2 separate regions of the Homo sapiens genome follow, and region 1 is linked to region 2. The links are chromatin contacts, found by Hi-C or POLR2A ChIA-PET in ENCODE. All regions are on one chromosome and are shown on one strand. The core of a region is the stretch at or near the end of the contact, and the rest is flanking DNA. Distances in the headings are between cores, read along the strand shown.

Region 1 (3,762 bases), core at 1,126-3,625, 160 kb before region 2:
TGACCAACATGGTGAAACCCCATCTCTACTAAAAATGCAAAAATTAGGTGTGGTGGCACACGCCTATAATCCCAGCAACTCAGGAGGCTAAGGCAGGAGAATCACTTGAACCCGGGAGGCGGAGGTTGCAGTGAACCAAGATCGTGCCACTGCACTCCAGCCTGGGCAACAGAATAAGACTCTGTCTCAAAAGAAAAAAAAATTGAGATAATTCATGTAAAGAATTATGACAGCGCCCATTTTAAGCAGCTGGTAAATGTTAGATGATGATGAACTAGTATTGTACATATATTTAATGATCACTATGTTCATTTTCATGTTATAATTTTAATACACATTTATAAAGTGGATCAGATGTTGACTATTCTTAAATAATTAGTAAATAAAACAATATTGCATTGTCTTTTAAATCCAAGAATACACTTCATTTCATGAATTCCATTCCTGTTAAGCCCTTTTAACACATTATAATTGAAAAAATATTGCTGTGGTTATGTAGCCAGGACTCAAGCAGCATTAAGTAAAACCATGAATGAAGTGAATTTGAGAAACATTGTATTAGACATTCGATCATCCAATATTTTCATTCTGCTTTGAGTCTATAGCAGTGGTTTATTGGGCTCTCAAGAGAAAAAGCTATGGTTTTAGCATTTACCAGTTTCTGTGGTATAAACATTTCCAACATGGTCAATGTCAAACTATTGTGTGATGTCACTGAATGCAAAGTTGGAAAGAGATGCTAATAATTGGTTCTCTCAAGAAGGTACAAACAGGCTCCCAAACACCACTCAAATAAATACTTTGCATGATTATAGCATGGCTTCTCATACAGTGTTCATTCATTCATTATACCAATGGTTCTGCAAATGTGATCCCCTGACCGACAGCATAAGCATCATTGGGGAACTTATTAAAAATGCAAAATCTCAGGGCCCACCTTATATCTCCTAAAACAGAAACCATGAAAATGAGGCTTAGCAATCTGTCTTAACAATCCCTCCAAGTGATTCTGATGCATCATGTTTGAGGACCCCTGCCCTATGCTCTTGCTGTTGTTTCTGAAGGGGAAGAAGTGCCAAGTAACTTCTAACATTTATTAATTAATGTACCAAGACTAGCAATGTTGGCATTCTCATTCTTCAAAGCATCTAATTATGGACTCTGAAATTGCAATTTATATATTCCTAGAATCAACAAAGGACACCAAGCTGCTGCTCTTTTGCATGGAAAGGTAATCTTATCTTCAAATGTCCCCATGTTTCCGTTGCTATTGAGAGGCTCTCATAAGGGTTAGTTAAGAGTTCTACTGGCTTGGCTTAGTGACTCATGCCTGTAATCCTAGCACTTAGGGAGGCCATGGTGGGCAGATCCCTTGGGCCCAGGGGTTTGAGACTAGCCTGGACAATATGGCAAAACCTTATCTCTGTTAATAAAAAAAAATGCAAAATTACAAAAATTAGCCCGACACAGTGGTGTACGCCTATAGTCCCAGCTACTTGGGAGGCTGAGGTGGGCGGATCACTTGAGTCCAGGAGGTTGGGAGGTCGAAGCTGCAGTGAGTTTTGATTGCGCCATTGTGCTCCAGCCTGGATGACAGAGGAGACTTTGTCACAAAAAAACAAAAACAAAAACAAAAAACAAAAACTACTCCTTGTGATTTCTGGTTGCTTCTGCAGCAGAGACCATGGGCAAAATCCCGGTGCTGAAATAAACATATGCCCTGATGTATTAGTGGACACGTTGTTAATCTACTTTGTATGGCTGGTTGGTTGTTTGAAAATCACATAAATACAGCCCTAAATTCAGTTATACTGTACACAGTATTGGCAGAGATACATGGTTTCCAGGATGTTCTAAGGGAGCTTTGGATAGGTGCAGCCTTCAGAGGTCAGCAGGTATGACCTTGCACTCTATGTGGGCTCCCCTTCACAGCACGTGTTCATCCAACTGACAAAATATTTCCAGTAACAAAAGCACATTCTATTTTTGGACAGGTCTAATTATTCTTCCATACATTGAACTAAAATCTGCCTTCCTGTAACAGTCACACAGTAGTCTGAATTCTGAATTCTGGTAAAGAATCCCCGTCTCATTGAAATAGCCCATGAGATCCCAGGAAAGGGTCACTTTAGGCTCTTTTGCAAATTAGGCTTCCCCACTTCTTTCAGGCGTTCATGTAACAACATTCCCAGGCTCTGCACCACTCTGCCTCTTGATGCTCTTCAATTTATTAACATCTGGCTTAAAATGTGGCATGCATAACCAAAAATAATGCTACCATGTGGCCCAATCGGGGCAGCGTTTGTTTCTGGAACACAGCTCTCTGTTAATGCAGCCTGTTATTGTGTCAGCTTTGTTGGCAACTGAGCTAACCTCCGGGCACATCTCCAGTCTGCAGTCAGCTCCACGCTCCACACCAACCTATTGCATAATGTCTTACCTATCCTCTACTTGGATTGTTGATTTTTAAACTCTAAGTGCAAGCTTCATATTTAGTCCTATTAAATTATAACTTTGTGAGTTTCAGACCCAATTCTAAAATAGTAACATCTTTTACAGTCCAAATTGTCATCGAATTTTACTCTCTCTTCTTCCTAGGTTTATATGTTCAGCAAACATAACCACATGATGTCTCTCTTTGTATAAAATCCTGAGGAAACTGTTGAACAAAACAGAGCTGATTCCTGTTCCCCTCCCTCACTCAATTATTTACCTCAAAGCTTGAAACTAGAATAAAATGTCCAAGTGAAGTACCAGTTAAATATTGACTTTCACTTGCCAATTTTACTTCAATCTGTCTTTCAACTGAAGTAGCCTGAAAAATGAAAATGTAATCATTCTAAATAATTCTTAGGGAACATATAGAATGCCTAATGGGTATTAAATATTTGAAATATAAATCCCCATTCTTTGATGTGTGCAAAAGGAGGTAGTTAAAGAATAGTATAGAGTAATTAAAAGCTTTTATCATGATCTGGGATTAATTGAAGTATTTAGAGAGTGGTGATGCCATACTGAAAACAACTATTACAACATTTAGGGTTTTGTAATTTTCTCTGGGTTAATTAATGCTTATAAAAATTATTCTGGCTGGACGCGGTGGCTCACGCCTGTAATCCCAGCACTTTGGGAGGCCAAGGTGGGGTGGTTCACCTGAGGTCGGGAGTTCAAGACCATCCTGACTAACATGGAGAAACCCTGTCTCTACTGAAAATACAAAAATACATGCCGGGCATGGTGGCACATGCCTGTTATCCCAGCTACAGGGGAGGCTGAGGCAGGAGAATCGCTTGAACCTGGGAGGCGGAGGTTGTGTTGAGCCAAGATTGCACCATTGCACTCCAGCCCGGGCAACAAGATCGAAACTCCATCCCAAAAAAAAAAAAAAAATTATTCTGAGCAGGCTTGGTGGCTCATGCCTGTAATCCCAGCACTTTGGGAGGCCAGGGTGGGTGGATTACCTGAGGTAAGGAGTTTGAGACCAGCCTGGCCAACATGGTGAAACCCCGTCTCTACTAAAAAAAATACAAAAATTAGCTGGGCGTGGTGGTGTGCACCTGTAATACTTAGGAGGCTGAGGCAGGAGAATCACTTGAACCCAGAAGGCAGAGGTTGCAGTGAGCCAAGATCACACGATTATACTCCAGCCTGGGTGACAGAGCAAGACTCTGTCTCAAAAAAAAAAAAAAAAATTATTCCTCAAATGGCTTCTTAAATCTATAAAAATTGAAAATAATTATAAAGAAAAAATTTAAAGCCAAG
Region 2 (3,595 bases), core at 663-3,162:
AGGAGTTCAGTGGAATGATGTATAGCAGCCCCTGTCTGTCCACCCCCAGCTCAACAAGGTTTCTAGGAGGTTTAACTGGAGCCAGACTGTATTTGGGAAATGAATTGAACACCAAGCTGAAGGTTTTAACTCTACTGATAGAGGAGAATTTGTGGGGAAGGTGTTTGGTTGATGTTATTTTTTAATTGAAATTGAAGATAGTTCAGGAATCATTTTATTAGAGAGAGAGTGTATGTCTGTGCCTCTGTTCTCTGTGTGTATACGCAGCTGATTTCTGTTTTTGGTTGTTTTACTTAAATGTTAAATGTAATCATTCACAGCCTGCTAACTTTTGATGGAAAAAACCAGTGCAAATATAGTATGTTAATCTACACATGTAAATTAAAATTTGACTACAAATATTGCAGTCTGAGAGTCTATTAAAATAAGATACTTTTAAAATGAAGATATCTTTTGTTAAATGTATTTTTGCTGCCTAAGAGATGGCAATTCTGGGAAGCTGTAGGCTTGGTGGTGTAATACATTGTTCTGAAGGGGAAATATTTATACTGACTCTTGAAAACAGGAATTGCGAACTGATTTTGGACACTTTCTCTTTTCTTATTTGTTAACAAAATGAGTTTTTGGTGAAAACTAAATTGTTGCTTCTTCTAATGAAAAATCGTAACTTAACAAGTGAAACTTGCTTACGGGATCATTTTTCCCAGGGACGTGACAATTAACATGGTGCATAGTATGCATTTTAGGTTGCTAAACATAACACCCAGTTGGTAATCATAAAAACTGCCTGTGACTTCTGTTGTGACTATATCATTTAACCCTTGTGTTTTCTTCAATGAGAGATAAACTCTTTGAGAATGCAGATTATAGATGATACTTCATCTGTCCCTTAAAATTTATGAAGTACTTGGTACCTTCTTCAGCTCTTGTCCCTTGACACTTGACTGCTCTGGGGCTCCCTGACACCAACTTGAATTAGAAGACGAATGGGATAAAAGAGTGTTTTGTTGTAATTTACAAGTCTGTTTTGTAATTTTTATGGCTAATTAATGAGGTAATTACTAATCACCTTTGTCTCAAGTTTAGGAATTGTTCAAAAACTCAGTCTAAAAAAGCATGCCTTTTTCAGTGGAAAACACTTGAGGAAGTTTTTTGATTGATTTGTTTATTTTTTTCCTCTGGAAAAGAAACCTGAAGAAGTTTTAGACAAACAGGGAATGACTTGAGTCTTTATAATTTACTTCTAGCATTCTTCATACATGTCTTTTCTTTCTTTCTTTTTTTTTTTTTTGAGATAGGGTCTTGCTCTGTTGCCCAGAATGGAGTGCATTGGCACAGTGACAGCACACTGTAGCCTTAACTTCCCGGGCTCAAGTGATTCTCCTACCTCAGCTTCTCCAGTAACTGGGACCACAGGTGCTCGTCACCACACCTGGCTAATTTTGTTTTCTTTTTTCTCTATAGAGATGGGTCTCACTGTGTTTCCCATGTTGGTTTCAAACTTGGACTCAAGCCATTTGTGGGGATTACATATATGGCTGCACTCAGCCATACATATGTCTTAATAAAGTTTAAGCCATACATGTGTCTTATAATGTTTAGGAATCCGAGGCTGAAGAAATATACGAGGGCCTTATCAGCAATGACCAGTAATGTCATTATCAGGTTTTCCTGGGCTTTGATGTGAATTTGAATGAAATCACAATCCTAGGAGATTGTTTTTCTTTTGGGTGTAAATTAGTAAGTTCAGAAACAGTATTTTGCCTTCATATGATTTAGGGTTAAAGTAATTATTGTAACTCTAAAATAATAATTTTTTTTTTGAAAACCATACACTCTGCTATGGATTTTTTTTCTTACATTGTTCAAAAGTATGTGATGATGTAACTCTGGGGTATGAGTCACTCGGATGCACAAAGCACCTCAGCAGGCTGGTGATATGACATTTTTGTTTTATTTGCTCTGGTGCTTTACAAAGATCTGGGGAGGCTGTTTTAAAATAAACATTTCCCTGCTAAGGATGATAGAAGTTAAACAGTTTTAATAGGAGTGCTGATGGACTTGTTCCCGACTTCCTGCCCCTTTTCGTCAGGGACATAAAGAGAAAGGAATCATCATATTCTTTAAGATGATCTTCAGGAATGCTTTAAACCCCCATCTCTGTGTTGACTCACTTGCGAGACCGGCGACTGCTTTTGGGTTCTAGGAAGGACGGTTGGTCCAGTCTGCCACCTTGTGGTTATTTACAGAATTATTTCAGCCTGTATAGGTGTGAGTTTTCTGAAGCCGTAACACACAGATTGAAAACACATTTCCTGCATTTCTTTCTCTCCCTGTTCTCAGGGAGTGCTTAAGATCATGCATACCACCACCCCTGCAGGAATGTTGCCCTTTTCTTTCTTTGCACCCAGCACATCCACCGTTCGTTGCTAGATGCAGAGCTGAGAAAGAGATGTAAGAGAAGACGAGTGTCTTTGTTCAAGGTGCTTCTCTGATCGAGGACATAAAATACAAACCTATTAAAGTGCCCACATAGAGCACATGTGAAGGCCCTAATGTGAATGGTCAAGGTGGTAAGAACTTTAGAGGCTCAGAAAGGAAGTGTTCACTGCCAGTGTTAAATGGGGTCTTGGAGCAGAGGAGGATGGAAGAGTGTTTGGAGGGACTTTGTGTTAGGCTGTACCCAAAGACTGCTGGTCATCATGTGGAAAGGGTACAAGAGGTTGTTGGTGTTTGGGTTTCATTCCAGTGTGGGGAGCCTTGGAACGAGGTGGTTTGAACATGGTGTGCTTGACACAGTGTTAGCAGATACGTGCTCTGGAGGTAACAGGCACCCTCCGCCCCCACCTCAAAGACAGCATTAGCCTTGTTTGGGAAATTCGTGGGTAAAGTTATTAGTCCCTCTCCTGCATGAACTTTAATGTAGTTTGTGAACCTGGCAGAAATATATGCTATACAATGTTGTATAGGACAAGGTACTGTGGGGCATATTTTGGGAAATACTGCAAAAAAATGTTAAAAAGGTTTAACCTGACAATATGCTACTGATGTGTTATATTGAATTACTTCAATATAACAGGTTTTTTTCAAATAATACTTCAGTTGTGTGGATATATTTTGGAAGAAAATATATACAAAATTTTAATTTGTTTTCTAATACCATCCACAGATGAAAAAATATCCAAGAACGGTGCTAAATTAAATTAGGTCTTCAAAGTCAGTTTCAGTAACTCCAATGTGACCTGAAACTTGTGGGAAACCTCTTGTAATTTTAAACAATGTTAAGAGTGAAGTGTAAATATTATAAGGAATGTTTTAAAGGTAGAAAGTCTGTAGGTCCAAATGTTAATGGAATGCATGCAGAATTTTTTTTAACGACTTCATTTTAAGTGTTGTAAAACAGTCTTGAGCTATGGAAGGTAAACTTACATTAGAGAGGAAAATACTTACAGTTTGTTGTCCAGCTCTGCCAGTCTTAAATATGTTCCTAGCCAATCTTTCTTGGAGGAAAAATTAAGTGGCTGTTTTCAAATTGGAAAATTTCCCCATTCTCCTCTTTCTCAATCTTAAGGATATGAGATTTCTTACCAATGTC

Evidence for each region. Hi-C counts contacts between places; a loop is a spot of excess contacts on that map. ChIA-PET counts read pairs that join two places held with the same protein, here RNA polymerase II (POLR2A). Pooled maps may share reads with other maps.
Region 1: a loop to region 2 is called in a map of heart right ventricle, with 2.6 times the contacts of the local background. The contact joins two enhancer-like sites. A Hi-C loop is called at or near these places in 16 of 168 maps with a recorded cell type or tissue (A673, Caco-2, GM12878 and 12 more), 37 of 37 single-sample maps with no recorded cell type and 18 of 50 pooled maps. POLR2A ChIA-PET finds 5 or more read pairs at or near these places in 2 of 52 experiments (K562 and activated T-cell).

Annotation. Positions count from the first base shown.
Region 1 is chr4:159,008,381-159,012,142 of GRCh38, forward strand. The region is part of intron 1 of SPMIP2 (sperm microtubule inner protein 2); the gene reads right to left. Among named protein-coding and RNA genes, the nearest start is that of SPMIP2, 25 kb to the right of the region's middle. Within about 2 kb of position 2,376, at least 8 of the 41 ENCODE cell types and tissues checked have a DNase peak (open chromatin) inside an H3K27ac peak, as active enhancers do; they include heart right ventricle, where a contact is called at or near this core.
Region 2 is chr4:159,173,484-159,177,078 of GRCh38, forward strand. All of the region lies in intron 1 of RAPGEF2 (Rap guanine nucleotide exchange factor 2), which reads left to right. Among named protein-coding and RNA genes, the nearest start is that of MIR3688-1, 46 kb to the left of the region's middle. RefSeq lists an enhancer at 1,903-2,635. Within about 2 kb of position 1,913, at least 14 of the 41 ENCODE cell types and tissues checked have a DNase peak (open chromatin) inside an H3K27ac peak, as active enhancers do; they include heart right ventricle, where a contact is called at or near this core.